2 separate regions of the Homo sapiens genome follow, and region 2 is linked to region 1. Evidence: chromatin loops called from intact Hi-C (ENCODE). Cell type or tissue: dorsolateral prefrontal cortex. All regions are shown on one strand.

The links. Hi-C counts contacts between places; a loop is a spot of excess contacts. Peaks named below come from ENCODE experiments on the same cell type or tissue, not always from the same donor. Only the 100,000 strongest peaks of a DNase experiment are listed, where the experiment ranks them.
Region 2: a loop joins it to region 1, with 2.0 times the contacts of the local background. A loop is called at or near these places in 6 of 110 quality-filtered maps.

What each region holds. Positions count from the first base shown.
Region 1 is chr18:37,471,450-37,479,449 of GRCh38, forward strand. All of the region lies in intron 2 of CELF4 (CUGBP Elav-like family member 4), which reads right to left. Among named protein-coding and RNA genes, the nearest start is that of SNORA111, 8.9 kb to the left of the region's middle. In dorsolateral prefrontal cortex, a CTCF peak has its summit at 4,953 (motif pointing left); a DNase peak (open chromatin) is centred at 4,932; H3K27ac peaks cover 2,589 bases.
Region 2 is chr18:37,338,968-37,346,967 of GRCh38, forward strand. All of the region lies in intron 2 of CELF4 (CUGBP Elav-like family member 4), which reads right to left. Among named protein-coding and RNA genes, the nearest start is that of SNORA111, 120 kb to the right of the region's middle. RefSeq lists an enhancer at 2,536-3,096. In dorsolateral prefrontal cortex, a CTCF peak has its summit at 4,529 (motif pointing right); a DNase peak (open chromatin) is centred at 4,524; H3K27ac peaks cover 241 bases.

The sequences.
Region 1 (8,000 bases):
CAAGCCCTTCCTGAACTCCAGCCAGCGCCCCCTGTCCTCTCCCTCCTCCTTGCCTTTGCCCCTGCTGTCACCTCACTGGAGTGACATCTGGAGCCCCCTCCATCCACCTAGATCCTGCCGATCTTGCCCAGGCAGTGTGACACTCAGTGAGCAGTCCTGCCTGGAAGCGCTCCCAAACCACTCCCAGCTCTAAATTGCAGTCTGGAGTCTCGATCCATTGTCCTCTAATTGCTTGGCATGTACATCTTCTCTCCTCCGCAGGAGGGAAGCCCCAGGGGCAGCAGGGTTCTTGCCCTCTACTCACTTCCACCTGCCAAGCAGCACCTAGCGCGGGGCTATGCTCCTGGTGGGTGCTCAGGAAACACTTACTGAATTGAATTACAAACCTTCTCCCAGGCTCTGAGCCGTTCCAGCTGCTGGATGCCAGCTGTCAGGGCTGCTGGGAGAGGCTGAATGCATATTCATTTCAGACCCTCTGTCTCTCGGCCTTGAAGGGCCTCCTGGACCATCTTAATCCATGAGGGTGTCCAGGGCATGACTCTGCTCCTGCTCTCCCTGGTTAGGGTTTTCAATCTTCTGGGTTGTGCTCACCCAGATTCCAGGGGTGCTGCTGTGTTTTGGAGTGAAGAATGGTGAACAGGGAGTGGAGAAGGAGGTATGATGTAGGCCTCATGTGGGGGATTGTGCAAACCATGAAGACAAACTTAACAAACACCTCTTGTGGGGGCATGAAGGTGGTGATCTTGAGCCCTCCTCTTCCAGCACAGCCAGGCCTTGGCAGGGCCAGCTCCAGCGTCCTTATGGACCTGCCTGCCACTCTCACAGTGGTTTCCATTCAGCGTGGTAGGGTTTGTTGGCCCCTCCCTGCGGCCAGCCCTGCACTAGGCTATAAAGCTGGGAGGTTTGCTGCTACGCATCCTGCGTTGGCTGCCCTCCAGACCTGGGCAGCCAGGGGCCGGGGATGGATCAGAAGGGGCCAGGTAGGAAGATTCACTCCTTTCTTGGAGACAGAATCACTGAAGCAAGAGTGGCAGCTGTAGAGAAACTGTCATTGTGCACATTTCCTGTGTGCAAGAGCAGCAGGGTGTTTGGAGCTTTGCATGCTTCATGCTATCCATAAACTGCTCCTGGATGAAAGAACTACTGGCACCCCAGGGCTGAGATGAGAAAACTGAGGCACAGAGAAGTTAAGTGATTAGCCCAAGGTCACACAGCTCAGAGTGGTGGAGCTGGGATTGGAGGCTAGGTTGTTAAATTTAAGGCATGAGCCTGCCCAGCGGCATGGAGGGTTTCGCCTCTAAGGCCTGAAGGTCTTCAGAGAAGGGAGAAATTGGGAGGCCTGAAGGAGAAATGAGGATTACTCCAGGCTAGAGGCTAGGGAATTTGGGACCTAGCCAAACTGGCTGGGGCTGAGGACTGGGACTGGTTCTATGCGGGCATTTATGATGGTTAAGCTAGTAAAACTTAAGATAAAATCATGGGATCTTAACTCGCCCCCCAGAACTGATTTGGTCCAATGTTGGAATTACCTGCATCAACCCCCGAACCCTGCGACTCAGCCTGCTTGAACATGTCTGTGACCAGAGGCTCACTACCTTGTGGGACAGCCCAGGCCACTGGCAGAGGCTATGAGGGAGGGCCTCAGGAGTAGAGGGCAGCACAGGCCAGCCCGTGCTATCCCTGGTCCCCTCCTTCCTGGCTCTCAGCCATGCTGAAGTTTACCAGGAAGGTCAATCCGAGCAGGCTTTGCACAGAGCACCCCTACCTCACCCCACACCCCTTTACAAAAGAGGTCCTGCTTCAGTCTCTGAAAATAAAGTTGGTGCCATTGCTGCTGGCCCTGAAAGCCGGCCGACCCACTTTCAGAGGGTGTGAGACCACTGGTGCAACTGTCAAAAAAGTGGGAGTGAGGAATTGCCTGTGGAATGCCTGTGATGTGGCACAGCTGTCTGCTGGCGTGGCAGCCTTTGATTCTTCAATATTTAAGCCACACACAAAGGCACAGAAGGGCACAAACTCGAGAAAGACACAGAGGACGCAAATATGCTACCTAAGGGTAGCTGAAATTTTATTCCCTTCCCCCTTATGAATCTCACAGAATTGGAAACCATGTCAGTAGCTGGAATAAACATGCAGAGTTAGCAGTGCTGCATGAAGAAGCTCCTCTTGTCCACACCCTAAGACTGCTTTCTTGACTCAGCATCCTCATGGAAGCATCAGGGTGTGATCTAAGCTGAAGGCAAATGCGGCACGTGTGTGGGGGGTGGCTGCTGCTCCAGCCAGCTTGCTCTTCTGTAACCCCTGACCATCTCCACCAGGCTGTGTGAGGGTAGACTCTTCCAGGTCCCACCAATATTATCCGGCCCTTCTCCTTCACTGAAGAAGCACAGATTTGTTCATGGAAGACATGTGCATAGTCTTTGGCAAGATATCCTCTTTCCCAGACTTCCTTGCAGCTAGGGTGGCCCTGTGACATAGCTCTGGCCAATGAGACATACTTAGATGTCTCCTGGAGAGGGGACCTCTTGGAAACCTTTTGCATTCCCGATAGAAGGGACAGAGGCAGCTGGACCTGCTCTGCTTGATGACAGATGCAATGCCCTCCGACAGCAGTGAGAAGGACTCTGTTACGTTGTTGCTGTTGCATGGTTATGTTGCTGAAGCAACACGAGGCCCCAGACTCTGTGATGTGCAAAAAACCCAAAGTGTTATTTGTTGAGGCCACTGCAGCCAAATGAATTTCTAAGTGGAAGGGTGGCCACTTAGAAATTACAATTCAGAGAGGTTAAATGGCTTCCCAAGGGCACACAGTAAGGCTCCAGGCAGAGCTGGGGATGGAATCAGACTCTGCCTTCCATTCAGAACAGGACTTCTCCAATGCAGAGGTAGGCCAGGTGTGTGGTGACACCTCGAGGGCCACTGCCCTGCCCCACAGGGCCCCCTGGGTGTCTAGCAATCATGCCAGAGTCTCCTGCCAGAAGAACCTGGTGTGTGGCCTTGGGGTGACGGGGACGGTTCCTGCCCTCATGCAGCTCTGGCTTTCCACAGGGTTAGTGCCCTAGGATGAGGAGGAAGGAGCATGGGCTCTGGCGCCAGATCTCTCCATGGTTTTCTGGTCTGAGCAAGCCCCTTTGCCTCAGTTTCCTCTTCCATACAATAGCACTAATAAGGCCTGGTTAAGACCTGGGTGATGCTGTCTTAAATAAATGAGATAATATTTGTGAAGTGTCTGGCTGTAGCGAGTACACAGTGATTGGTAGCTGTCATCGGAGTTAGAGAGACAAGATTCTTTGATCTGCTCTCTTATTTGGGATGATGCCACAAGGCTCAATCTGCAGTAGATGTAGGTGGTGTCCTGCCCATGACCCCTTCTCTTCCCCACCTCAGTGACAGTGGGTTGACTTCCAACTGCCAGCACCAGCACTTCCAGCTCGAGGGCTTCCTTTGACTGTGGAGCCCACTTTGCCCACGCATGCAGCAAGCCAGAAAAGCTAGAAAGCGGAAGACCCCTGGGCACAACCTCGGCCACAGCCTGGTGGAAATTGGTGCATGAATACCCCAGTTCTCTGGCCCCTTGGGTGGGATGACTCCAAGGAGTATGATTGACATTGGCTCTAGAGTCCCAGTGGGGTTCAGCAACACCCGCAGTGGAAGCTGGTCTGCCTGATAAGACACCCCTTATTGATTTCCTCTCTTCCTTGTCTCCACTATTGACCCAAGTTCCTGGGGTCAACCCCACAAAGAAGCTATTTGCACTCAAATGCTTGTCTACAGTCTGCTTCTGGGGGCGCTCCAACTAAGACAATATCCTTTAAAGCCTAACATTAGGCCAGTGGTGGTTGAACTTCTTGTGCCCACGAATCTCCTAGGGATCTTGTTAAAGGGTGGTGGCTGCTGTTTGAGTGACATGGCTCAGATGATCTAGAGTAAGCTCAAGACTCTGCATTTCTAACAGACCCCAGTGATGCTGATCTGATGTCCACATTTTAGCCAGGGCTTAGACTTCCGGTGCTGTTGACCTGCAGAGGCTCAGGCAAGGGCGAGATCAGTGTTGGTTAGAGCAACCTAGAGGAGCATCACAGAGGAAGGGAGCTTGGGGCTAGGTCCTGATGCCCTGGGAGGATTCTGGTGGGTAGGCTGGGAGGAGGCAGGTCCTTTCTAGGGAGCGGGGAAGCTGGAGACTTGCTGGGGCCTGAAGCCATGCCCAGCACCTGCAGGATTTCAGAGCAACTGATCTGCATGGAGTTGATTGGAGCCTACAGGCTGTAAGGGGCTAGAGGCTCTGAAGCACAGCAGTGTGAGAAAAGCCTCCTCCATCTCCAGACACATTTTCCCTGTTCTCACTCCCAATTCCAGGAGGAAAATTCACACTGACCTGGCTCCCCAAGCCTTCCTCCTCTTACTCATTTCTCGAGTTCCTCTCCCTTTACATACACAACCAACTTCTGTCCTCCCCACTCCATGGAGTCCTTTCGGGGCATCCCAGCTCTCTTCTGAAATATAATGGGACATATGGTCCAAACTGCATACTTGAGCCATTCTATATTTTTATTATCCTCTTAATTATTTCATCTGTGAATTAGGAGTCACAGGACTTTATTGTGGCAAAGGACTCCGAAGGTCATCCCCACTCGCATCATTGTTTTGTCATTAATAATACAACTTGGATGATTTCTAGCAATCCACAGCATATAAAGGGCGCACACATGTGATTTTCATGATAGAAATTAGGGAACTCAGACCTGGAAAGGTTGGGTGGATGCCCCAAGTTGGTTGGTGTCCTCTGCACAGGCTGACAGTGTTCTGAAGGGTGGAGCCGAGTGTTCGGCATCATTTTGCCTCTTCTGTGCTGGGCACAGGGTTGGGCACACCAGGCTCACCATTAAACACACTGTGCTCCTTCAGCCACCAGAAGGGGATGCCACCCACATGGCGCCCCCTGGTGGGCTCATGGGAACATACCACAAATGCCTTTGATTAAAAAAAAGGGTGCTTGAACCACAGTAAACTACGGCGCCCTAGAGAGACCTTATCTCCCCTGCACTCCAGCCCTTTCCTCTTTACAACAGCCGTTTTCATGAGGAATTAAAGAATAAAGAACAATGCCATTTTTTTCTATTATCACCCAGGCTTGCCCATTTTTGATGGCATGTGGCAGCCCACAGTTCCGGATCCCTGCAGGTCAACAACAAAGACGTGTCCTTCTGCTCGCCCACACACATGCGCCCAGCAGAAACCCTCCAATCCTAAAACACATCCATCCCGGAGCAGGAGCTCACACAGACATTCTGTTTCTCAGCCTCGTTTTCTGGCGAAAGGTCAACAAACCCTTTGCAGCCTCACACGGATTCATGCAGGCACAGCCCTTGTGGCAGCCTCACATTCTCGCTCCGGTGGACACACACCTCGCTCCACACATGCCCACATTCACACCTGCACCGGCGGCGAATGCCTGGGCCAAAGCACCTTCCACACAGCACTTCCTTTCTACATCCATGACCAGAGAGCGAAGCTTTCTCCTCTTTCCAAATGCACCCCCGCAGGGTGAGCTAGGCTGAAGACTTTCTGGAGGGGCATAGAGGTGATATGGCTGGAATAGGAGATGCCAGAATGATCTGTTGGTGCCTCTGGAAATGCCAAGGCCAGCAAGGTCGCTCAGCAGATGGGGAGCTGCCTCCCTCCCGCCCATCCTTGCTCTGGGTCAGTTCCAGGCACAGGCGCAGAAAGAGGAAAGCAGGTACAGGCTGGGAATCCAAGATGGGAACTCTGGAGTTAATGGAGCAGCCTGGGCCCCAAGGGCAGTGCTGGGTGCTTGGATGGGGACGGATTGGAAAGCTCCCCGAGCGGGGCAGAGAATTTGTTCAGAGGAAGTGATGTTGACTTTGGGCCTCCAAGGATGAATGGAAACTCTCCAGGCAGAGGGAATGACATGGAAAAAGAGGAGCTTGCAGGAAGGCTACGTGCATCTGGAGGGTTTGTGGCCAGGATGGTGTCTGCCCTGGCTGAATCTTGTGGGTGACAGAAGCCTGGGTGGTTTGCAGGTGGTGGGACCTTTATTTTACAATGACACCCTTGGCCAGCCTCTGAAGAATGCATCAGAGGGGTGAGGGCCTGGAAGCAGAAGGCCACTGTGGTGGTGTGGGCTCCTGCAGGGCATGTTGGCTTATCCTGCCATCTCTCTCATCTGAACTCCTGGGCACTTCCCTTCACTACCATTTTTGGGGCCCCTAAAGATATTTTCTGGATCATGAGCTGTCTTCACACTTGCCTCCCAAACCAGATTATAAACTCCTTCTGCAACAGGCCGTGTCTTACTTATTTTTGTCCGATGCCAGACACCCTCCCTCCCACAACCAAACTTCGCAGGGGGCAGGCTATCTGTAAACGCTGCTGCCGCTGACTTGGGTGATGGCAGCCGTGATCCAAGCCACATTGGGGCAGTGTGAAAATTGCAAAATGCCTGTCTGGTGTCCTTAGAATGAGACCTGAGCAGAGGGCAGGGGTGGGGGTACCATCAGGAATCCAGCCCCAGCCCTGGGGAGCAGGCAGTCTGGCTGCTCTGCGTCAGGGAGAGACATATCTGACCCACGCTTTATTATACTTGTCACCAATGGCGTCGGGTAGTGGAGAGCAGGAGACACTGTCGTCCTTGCTCTCCCCCTCTCCTCTCCTCTCCCTGTTGTCTTAAGTAATGTGAGTAATGCTGAGCTCATTATTCTTAGAAATATAAAGAAAGCTGGAAGGGTCTTGAGAGGCGATCTGGCCCACCGCCTCCTTCACAGTCTAGATGGTGTGTCCAGGGAGGGTCCGGGCTCATTGCTCTGCCCAGACCACGTGGCTTGTTGGTGGCAGGCTGGACCTGGCCCAGGTTCCCTCTGCTTATTATCTCATGTGCCCTCTTGTTTGTTTATTTCCTTCAAGTCATGTATGATGACTGCAGGCACAGAGGTTCTCTGGTTCTTTCAGATCAACTTGTTAGGGAGCCTTTCTGGGCACAGCCCATGGCAGGCCTGGACTATGTCGTGGGGGCCACTGAGAAGATGAGGCCCCTATGAGAGTCAAGAGTCACTTGCTTGAAAAATGTGGAACCCTCAGGACAGTGGTTGGGGCAGGGAAGGAGAAAGTGGGCCGTCTAGGAGGGAAGACTGTGGGCACAGCCCCAGGGAGAAGGAGGACTTTGAGATGTCTCTGTGGGGAGGAGATTGAAAAGATTTTGCATGAACACAGTGGGACAGGGGGCTGGGCTAAGGGATAACGTGGAAGAGCAGAGGCAAGTTTCGAAGGCATCACAGATGTAGCCCCTATACCCATCTGTCCCTCAGTACCTGGATTTAAAGTGCTTTGGGCTTCTCTCTTGGAACCTTGGTGTTCCCTTCTGTATAATGAGCCCAGGCTGGTGTTCTGTGGTGAAGGTCCTGTTTGGCTGGAAAGCCTGGCTAGGGCACATGCCTGCCAAGCAGGTTTGCTGTTGGGATGGGGGCTCTTCTGAAGGTATGGGCTGGAGAAATGCCCCACATGAGTGGGTCTCAAGGCCTGGGTTCTGGTCCCAGCTCTGTTATAGCAAAGTCTCCATTCACCTAACCCAGGAGAGAGTTGAGCTGGAGTCGGTGCTGAAACTGCTAAGCCCTTGGGTCAAGTCTGCCCTGCAGACGTGGGTGCATGTGAACGGCAGGCGACAAATGATCCTTAATGCCCGGAGGTGGACTCTGCCCTCTGCTCCTGCCCGTACTCCCCACCTACCCGGTGCTCACACCATTGGAGCTTTTGCCTCTTCACAAGTCATCCCTCTTGTAACACTCTAAGGACCTTTGGGCTTGTTCCCTGAATGAATGAGAACCAGCAAGTAAGGGAGGAACGCTCTGCCCCAGGGCCTCACTGTCCCACCTTCTACCCACCCTAGGCCCGGGATGGGGTTTCTCTACCTTGGCATTGTTGACACTTGGGGCCAGATGATGTTTTGCTGTGGGACTGTCCTGTACATTGTAGGATATTTAGCGGCA
Region 2 (8,000 bases), 130 kb before region 1:
GGGCAATGGCCATCGTTTGGGTCTCTGCATCCATCCTGGTCCCAGAGCCCAGGGTTCCTAGCCTCCTTTGACAGGCAGAGCTGATGCGGGCTGTGTGGGCACAGGAGGCGCAGCCCAATTTTATAAGCACAAAGTATTATGATTGCATTGATTTCCATCATAAATCATATTTCCTATCTCCTGCCTCTCTCTCCTGCACACCCCAAGTTAAGCCTTGGTATTTTCTTTAGCTGCTGCCACTGCCAAGCCTGGAGATGATATTAGGATAATGATGATAAATTTTACCCTGCTGGCAAGCCACTGCTTCTGTATGGGGGAGGGAGAGTGTTTGTCCCCCAAATGGATCCCTTGACCAGAAAGTGGGGGCTTGGCTTGCGCCTGGAGGAAGGAGGATGCTCACCAGAGCTCGGCTATGTGGGTCCATGCAGATGGATAGGTGGATGCATTTGTGTGAGCATGAGTGTGCTCATACATGTAGTCATGTGTGTGCAAAGCCTGAAAGGTGGCCAGGCACAGTGGCTCATGTCTGCAATCCCAGCACTTTGGGAGGCTGAGGCAGGTGGATGATTTGTGGTCAGTAGTTTGAGACCAGCCTAGCCAACATAGTGAAACCCCATCTCTACTAAAAATACAAAACATAACCAGGTGTGATAGCACACATCTGTAATCCCAGGTACATGGGAGGCTGAGGCAAGTGAATCGCTTGAACCTGGGAGGTGGAGTTTGCAGTGAGCCGAGATCGCACTACTGTACTCCAGCCTGGGTGACAGACTGAGACTCTGTCTCAAAAAAAAAAAAAAAAAGGCCTGGGAGGCATCTTGCTGGGTTTCTCGTGTGTAGACGCATGGTCATGCCCCTGCCAATGAATGAACACATAGCAGAGGGGGGCAGGGGGCAAAGGCAAGGGGAGAGGGTAGGCGCTGAACTTCCCAAGGTGCAGCCACTCCCAGCCTTGGGATTGCCAGTGACTTGGGGTTCTGTGTGTCCGGCTGTTTCCCCCATAGAGTGCACCCCACCTGCCATCAGCGCATTAATCCTTATTAGCACGGCTGCGTTAAGCCCTTTCCTCCTTAACAGCCTCAGCAGCTTCCATTGTCATGTGATTGAAATGGGGTCTCCCCCTTTCCTGACTCCCACCACAATGCCCAGCCTGGGGGGCACTGATAGGAAAATGTCCGCACACATTTTCCTACCAACCCCAGCCTCAGGAAATCTTGCCGAAGTGCAGCCAACAACCAGGCTGGGGCACCCATCCTGACCTCAGAAATGCCACGTTAAGTGAGAGTGAGAAGCTGGTTAGTGGCTCTCCGAGCTCTCAGCCTTGTGCCTTTGCCAGCTGGGCTGGGCTCAGCCCTGACTGAGTTGGGGCTCCTCCAGCAGGTGATAATGTCACTGGGGTACCCAGACCAACATGACAGTGCTCCTCACAAGGTCCTGGGCTGGGTCTTAATACAGTGGGGGAGTCCAAGGGGAGCCTGTAGGTTCTCTGAATTGGGGATGAGCCTGGGACAGGAAGAAGCTTCAGTGGGGACATGGTCTTGTGGCTGATCATTCATTAATTCTCTTGTTCATTCATTCACTCAACAACCATTCCTGGGCTGAGTTCCCTCTCGTCTCCCAGTCCCACAGGCCTGAGGGTGGACCCCAGTGGTCAGTGGGCTTTCTGTCTTCTACACCAGGGGCGGCCAGCCTGAGATCCCTGAGCAGAGGTGTGTTGGGTTTTCTCAGATAGTCACAACTAAAGAAGTCTTATTTTTGAAGAACGTGTCCATGCTGATGTAGTTGACAATGACAGTGAATCACAGACACAGAGAAGATGCAAGGGCTCTAATCCTACCAGGCACAAGCTACTGGCAGCATCTCACAGGCAACCCTGGTTTGAATGCCTCTGCTGACTGGAGGCTCACTCCACGCATGAGTCAGCTGTTTTCATCTATTCGACATTGTTTCAGTGATATCAAGCTAACGTCTGAGCCACTTGTAGCTTCCACTGTTCAGTCCCCAGCCATTCATACAGGAAATGCCTAACTTCTCTTCTTTAGAATAATTGCTTAAAGTAGGGATGGTGAAAAGAACCACCTTGGTGAGCAGGGAAGGGCACCAACCACTCAGACTCCCCAGTGAGGATTCAGTAGGGCACTTAGATAGGAAGTGAGGTTTCAGGGCAGGATTTGGCTACCATGTGCAGGAAATGGATTCATCATGGTTTGAATAACCAGGCTCCATGGGTGTGGCTGTGTGTCCTCCCAGGGGGCCTTGGAGGGGACAGCAGGTTGGGCTCTGGTCTGTGTAATCAGCAGCCCTGGGATCCCAGAGGGGCAGACTGGGAGGAAAGTGCCCACACTGGGCAGCTAGCTCAGCATGCGATGTGCTGCTGACAGTGGGAGTGGTCTGGGCCACAGCCCACATGGGGATGTGGCATTTAGGTCAAAATATGCAGCGTGTTCAGACACAGGAGAAGTATGTTCACCTTACATGAGGAGGGTTAAAGGAGACTGGGGCCACTCAGCCTGAGCAGGTGCAGGGGCATCCCACTGGAAGGCAGTGAGTGGAGGGCATAAGGGCTTTCCACCTGGCTCTGGGGTCAGGACGTTGCAGACAGTTCACGCAGGAACTCCTGGTCCAACATGGGCACAGGCTGCCTGGAAGCTCAGAGTGTCCTCTGCCCCATGACTGTGCTCTATCCAGCAGAACCTATGGGCTGCTGTCCAGCATGCTCCAGAGGGGACCCTGCCTGGGGTGGAGTTGGGCCAGTGACCACTTAGGTTCCTTTTGACTCTAGGAGTGTATGATGACAAAAGGAAGTGCTCCTAGGAGCTAGGATGGTGAAGGTTTCAATCCAACAATGCTTGCCTCACAGCAGGCACTTATCGTTCTAATGGATCCCTGATGCCATTAGGCTGAAGATCTTCCTCCTCCAGGAAGTCTCTCCTGATTAATCCCACAACTCTCTGACTCATCTGGGTCTCCTTGCTAAGACTCGCTTACTCTCCTTGTTTGTGATCTATCTGTAAATGGATGTCTGCAGGTTGCATGTCTGTGGTGCTTGGTGTTGTGTGTGTGCGTGTGTGTGTGTCCCAATCTCCTCTCAGGTGGAGGACAGGAGAACAGTGGAGCTCATCCTTGGTGCCACACACAACCTTTTCTTCTCCACCAGCCCCTTAACTTGGTCTCTTAGAGCCATCCCTGGCAATTGTGTCCTGGTAGGGCTGTGGCCATTTTGTATCCACATAGGAATTCAGATTGGGGAAAGATAACAGCACATGCACACACACACACACACACACACACACACACACGCTGGGCACATGGCAGCCTCTCCACCTCCTCCCCAGTTTTCTGTTCCTGCCAGCAGTCCCTAGGGCCCCATAAAGATAGCAACCTTCTCTGAGCAGGTTAGGCCTGGAGAGTGCAAGGGTGGAACAGTCTGAGAGCCGGGCTCAGAAAAAGTGACCCCATGTTCTGTTTCCTGATGCTGCAGCCTGGTGGGGAAGGGGGCCTGCCTCGGAGGGTGAGAGGCCTCTGAGAGGCAGTGGAGGGCAGGAGTGAGGAGTGGGCACCACCCTCCCCTGTGCTCTGCAGCTGTGCCCCTTCCTCATCCCAGACTGGAAACAGCTCCACTGGGCCTCAGGTCTCCCCAGGGAGTGCAGGCCAGGGTCCAAGCAGAGTGGGGGAGCCTGGGTTCCTGCAGGCATCTCTTAGCTGTGTGACCCTAGGCCAGTTAACCTCCCTGAACCTCCATGCCTCCATGTGGGAAAGAATGGGGGAAATAATAATCCATATTGAGCTAATGTAGATAAAGATGTGTTGTGAGCTACATGGGACAAAAACTAATGCAAAAAAAGTTGAATCTCACCACTCCCATTAGTGCAAGGAAGCCCCCTGGGTTGCAGCGTGAAGGATTCTGTGGGTGGTGTCCCCCCCAACCCCTATGTCATGTCCCTGGCGGTCCCCATGGCATGTGGGTGTCTGTGGGAACATGACCCCCACTGGGAGTTGCCCACTGAGCCATTCCCGTCCTTACACTGAAGGAGGAGATCCTGGAAATGAAACGTGTGGGCGGCAGGTAGATGTGGGAGCTGGAAGGGTGTGCACCGTGTGACCACAGGTGAGAATCGCTGGTGTGCTAAGAACAGACCAAGGCCTCTGGAAACACAGGGAAGCTTGCTGTGCTTATGCCTGTGCTGGGCTAGCAGCAGTGTCTTCTACCCTTACTTTCTGAATTTTAGTTGGTGAGAAGAGGTAGAAAAGAAGTGTGCATGGGAATGACTGCGTCTGTGTCCCTGTGTTTGCAGCAGTTTTGTTGTGAGGCCCTGTGTGCATTTGGGTGTGGGCCATTGTGTTGAGAATGGGTGTTGATTCTGTGTGTGTGTGTGTGTGTGTGTGTGTGTGTGTGTGTGTGTGTGTGTAGACACGGGGTGGGGAGGGGGATGCCACTTCTGGGTGTGACATCCCAAAGGCTCCAAAATCCTGAAATCTTAGAGGGCGCAGAGCTGCATACAGCCACCAGATGGCAGCCGGGTGCAGTCTAAGGGTTGCCGGCCAGGCTCGGCTTTGTGTTCAGCCTCCCCACCTCCCATCCCACCCCTGGTATATGTGGTGCATATGTGTGTATATGTGGGGTTGCGTGTGTATATGTGGGGGTGCGTGTGTATATGTAGGAGTGCAGGAAGGGACTGCCTGACTGCAAGCTGGGCACCTGTGCGTGTATTCAGAGTGGCCAGTCTGGGCATGCTGCATCCTCCTCCTTGCCATGACAGCTGGATGCTGCTCGTGTTCCGTGCCCTGCGAACCTTGGCTCTCTAAGAATACGTGTGCAGACAAGTGTGCACATGTGCTGCAGCAGACCCCATCCAGACTCCCCACTCCCAAACCCTCACCTTTCACTCCTATCAGGCTGTCCACTTCCAACTCTCTGGTACCCCTCACCACGGCTGGTTCTTCCCTCCCTCCTTCACCCTGGCTGTTCCCTTTGCCAGGAATGGTCTCTCTGCAACCAAACTCCTCCCCATTTTTCAGAGACTTCTGTCTAAGAAGCCCCTTCTCCAGGAAGCCCATTAGATCTCTTAGCATCAACCTTTTACCCCCATTTTGCTCCTTTTCTGATCACCCATTGCCTAGGACTGTCAGCTCCACACTGTTCATCCACTGCTGGCTTGATGTGGCTCATTCAGGAGCCTTCCTCGAGAGGTTGAGTTCTGCAGGGTAGGATGGGGCTGGGCATCCACAGTAACACCAGGTAAAAACCAGATCATTGAGGAGCACATTTCCCCACTGACCTGCCCCATGGGGTCCAGAGAGCAAGTGCTGAGGACAGACGTGGCTTACACATGGCAAGCAACCCGTGAAACACAGAACAACCCGTGAAACAGAGAACAAGTGACTCCCTGGAAATTTGGCAGGCATTGCCACAGCACTGGGGTGCCACGGGGCAGAGACAGGGGGTCAGGGGAGAAAGAAGTAACAGTGAGTACAGTGGCTCCCTGGGTTTTAAAATCCAAAGTTAAGCCATTTGCTTTCTAGGAAGTATTGAAAGGTAGCATTATACCTTGGCTATAGCAAGAGAAACTACAGGTAGACTCTGGAAGAACTGGTCTTTGCCGAGGTGAGGAAAGGCTCTGGTGTGAGCCATGAAAGCTTGTTCCCTTGGAGTTAAAAGGAGCCAGAGTCACCATGCATATGTGCACAGCTTTCTGTATTTTTCATCATGTCTTGCTATCCATGCACTAACCCCATGTTACATGTTGGCAGAGGGTTTTCAGAGGCATGCAGACGCTCGTGAACCTGAAGACAGAAGCTGTCACCATTCCTGTTTGACAGATGACGGGAACGGCTGCAAGGGGAGGGGACACGCCCTGGCAGCCCAGCTTGCTGGTGGCCTTGCAGCATCCTGGATTTCATCCCCCTAGAGATGCACATGAAAATCCTTGCCCTTTTTGCAGACTCTAAGAGGGGAGTGTGCCCTCCCTGATCCCATCAATGCCTGTAGCCCCCAGTTCTGCTCCACCTGCCAGAACCCACTTCCTGTTTGTCCAGAGATGACCCAAGTCCATGTTTGCAGGATGTAGAATGTGCTGGGGTGGAGAATTGGAGAATGGCTGTGGAGGCGGACAGAAAAGTTTGGGTGCCTCGGGAGGCTCTGTCTCTGGAGGGGCTGGAGTCCCCAGGACTGGTGTACAGAGCTCCTATAAGGATGGGTTTAATTAAAGGATCGTTAGGTTAGGCCAGGTGTCATCTCAGCAGGGGCTACCCACACCAGCCCATTCCCCAAAGAAGAACTGCAAGAAAGCAAGAAGGTTCCCTTCACTCATTTTAATTGTTCCGCAAAAGACCCTAAATGCAAGACAGCATCATAAGGTGGAGGAGTGGGAGAGAGACGAAGTGGAGAGAGGGGCAGGGAGAGGGCAGAACAGAGGGTAAGACCAGCAGCCAAGAGCTGGGCCCTGGGCACAGCCAGCCTCTCTGTGAGCTTTGGGTGTCGGGGGTGGGGTGGGGGACACAGGCTCCCCTAAGGGATGGCTGCATGGCCTTAGAGACCTCGGTTGCAGCAACCAGCACATGGTAGATGCTCAGTAGACATTAAAATGAACTGAGTGCTTTGGGGTGGGGTGGGGCAGACTTTCCTATGGGTGGAGTGGCAGCCTGGGGAATTCAGTGGAGGACTCCTTTGGAGTGGCTGAAGGCCTGGGAGGCTCTGGGGGAGGAAGCTGCTGGTTGGGAACCCCACCTCAAGAACCTTTTGAGCAGGTGTCCTGCTGCTCTAGGCTGAAGGGAGAATGGAAACAGGCCCCAGGGAGGCTGGGGACCCCTGATATAGAAAGGCACAGCCTACCCTGAGGCTGAGGTCTCTCCAGTCTCCTGGGTCTCTCCTGCATACCTTAGCACTCCCAAAACCACCCACCTACCCACCCTCTTCAGTGCTGAGGTGGCTGAATGGGCTCTGAGGCTCCCAGTGCATGCCTGGCCCCCGGAGCCCCCAGGAGTTCTGTCCCATTTCCTGGAGTGGCAGCTGGGCAGGTTACATATACTTAATTACTAGTAATTAAAAAACTGATTACTCCAAATGGCGCCCTCCTGGGGAGAACCGTGCTGTGCCTGTCCTGCTGGTCCGCCACAGAGGCCATTTCTGTAGTGTGGAGCAGGGACCAGCCTGCAGCCTCCTTCTATGTCTGCTGGAGGATGAGGGCTCCCTATGTCAAGAACAGTGCCTGCCCCCACCTCCTCCAACTGGCCTGCCCCAATGTCTAGTGCAGCTGCATTCCGGCATCACTTTAGTGGATGAGTCACTGGTCCCCTCCAATGTGCATATCCCTTGGGAGGGGACATACCCAGAATGCTATAGGTCACAGGGAAGGAGCCTCTGTAGGGAGCCCAGGGGGAAAAAAGAGCTCTAGGCTCCAGGGGAGAAGTGGGGAATGAATGCAGAGTGTGACAGAGGCAGGGCAGGTTTGCCAGTTGCAGAGCTGGTATCCTAGAATTGACTTGTTTTAGTCATTCTGCGACTGGGGTTCAGCAAGCACCTAGTACATACCAGATATGGATGGACCACCTAGTCGGGTTCTTTGTGTGGATGAAGACACGCCAGGAGGTGGGGGGCAGGTACATGAGCCATGTTCAGTTAGGAAAGTGCTGCTGGAACCAGGGCAGAGAAGAAAGGGGTGCCCAGTTAAATGGGCAGTTGGAGGAAGCATCGCAGAGGAGTGGTTATTGAGGGCGAGGCTCGGGATTGGAGTCAGTTTGGGGAGGAGTAGGTGGAAGGGGTTTGGGCAATGGCAGCTGCTTGTGCAGAAGCCCTGGGGGATTGGCAGAGCCTGGCAGGAGGGAGGAAGCCTGGGGCAGCCATGGGGGCAGCATGTCTCATGCTACCGCTGGGATGAGGAAGTCAGCGGCCCCATGATCCCATCCCAGGGTGTCTGTCTTCCAGCAGCATTGGGGAGTGGTGGACGGGGTATCTTTGGTGGATCTGGAGAAGGGACTGGCTGACCTGAGCCTCTGAGAAC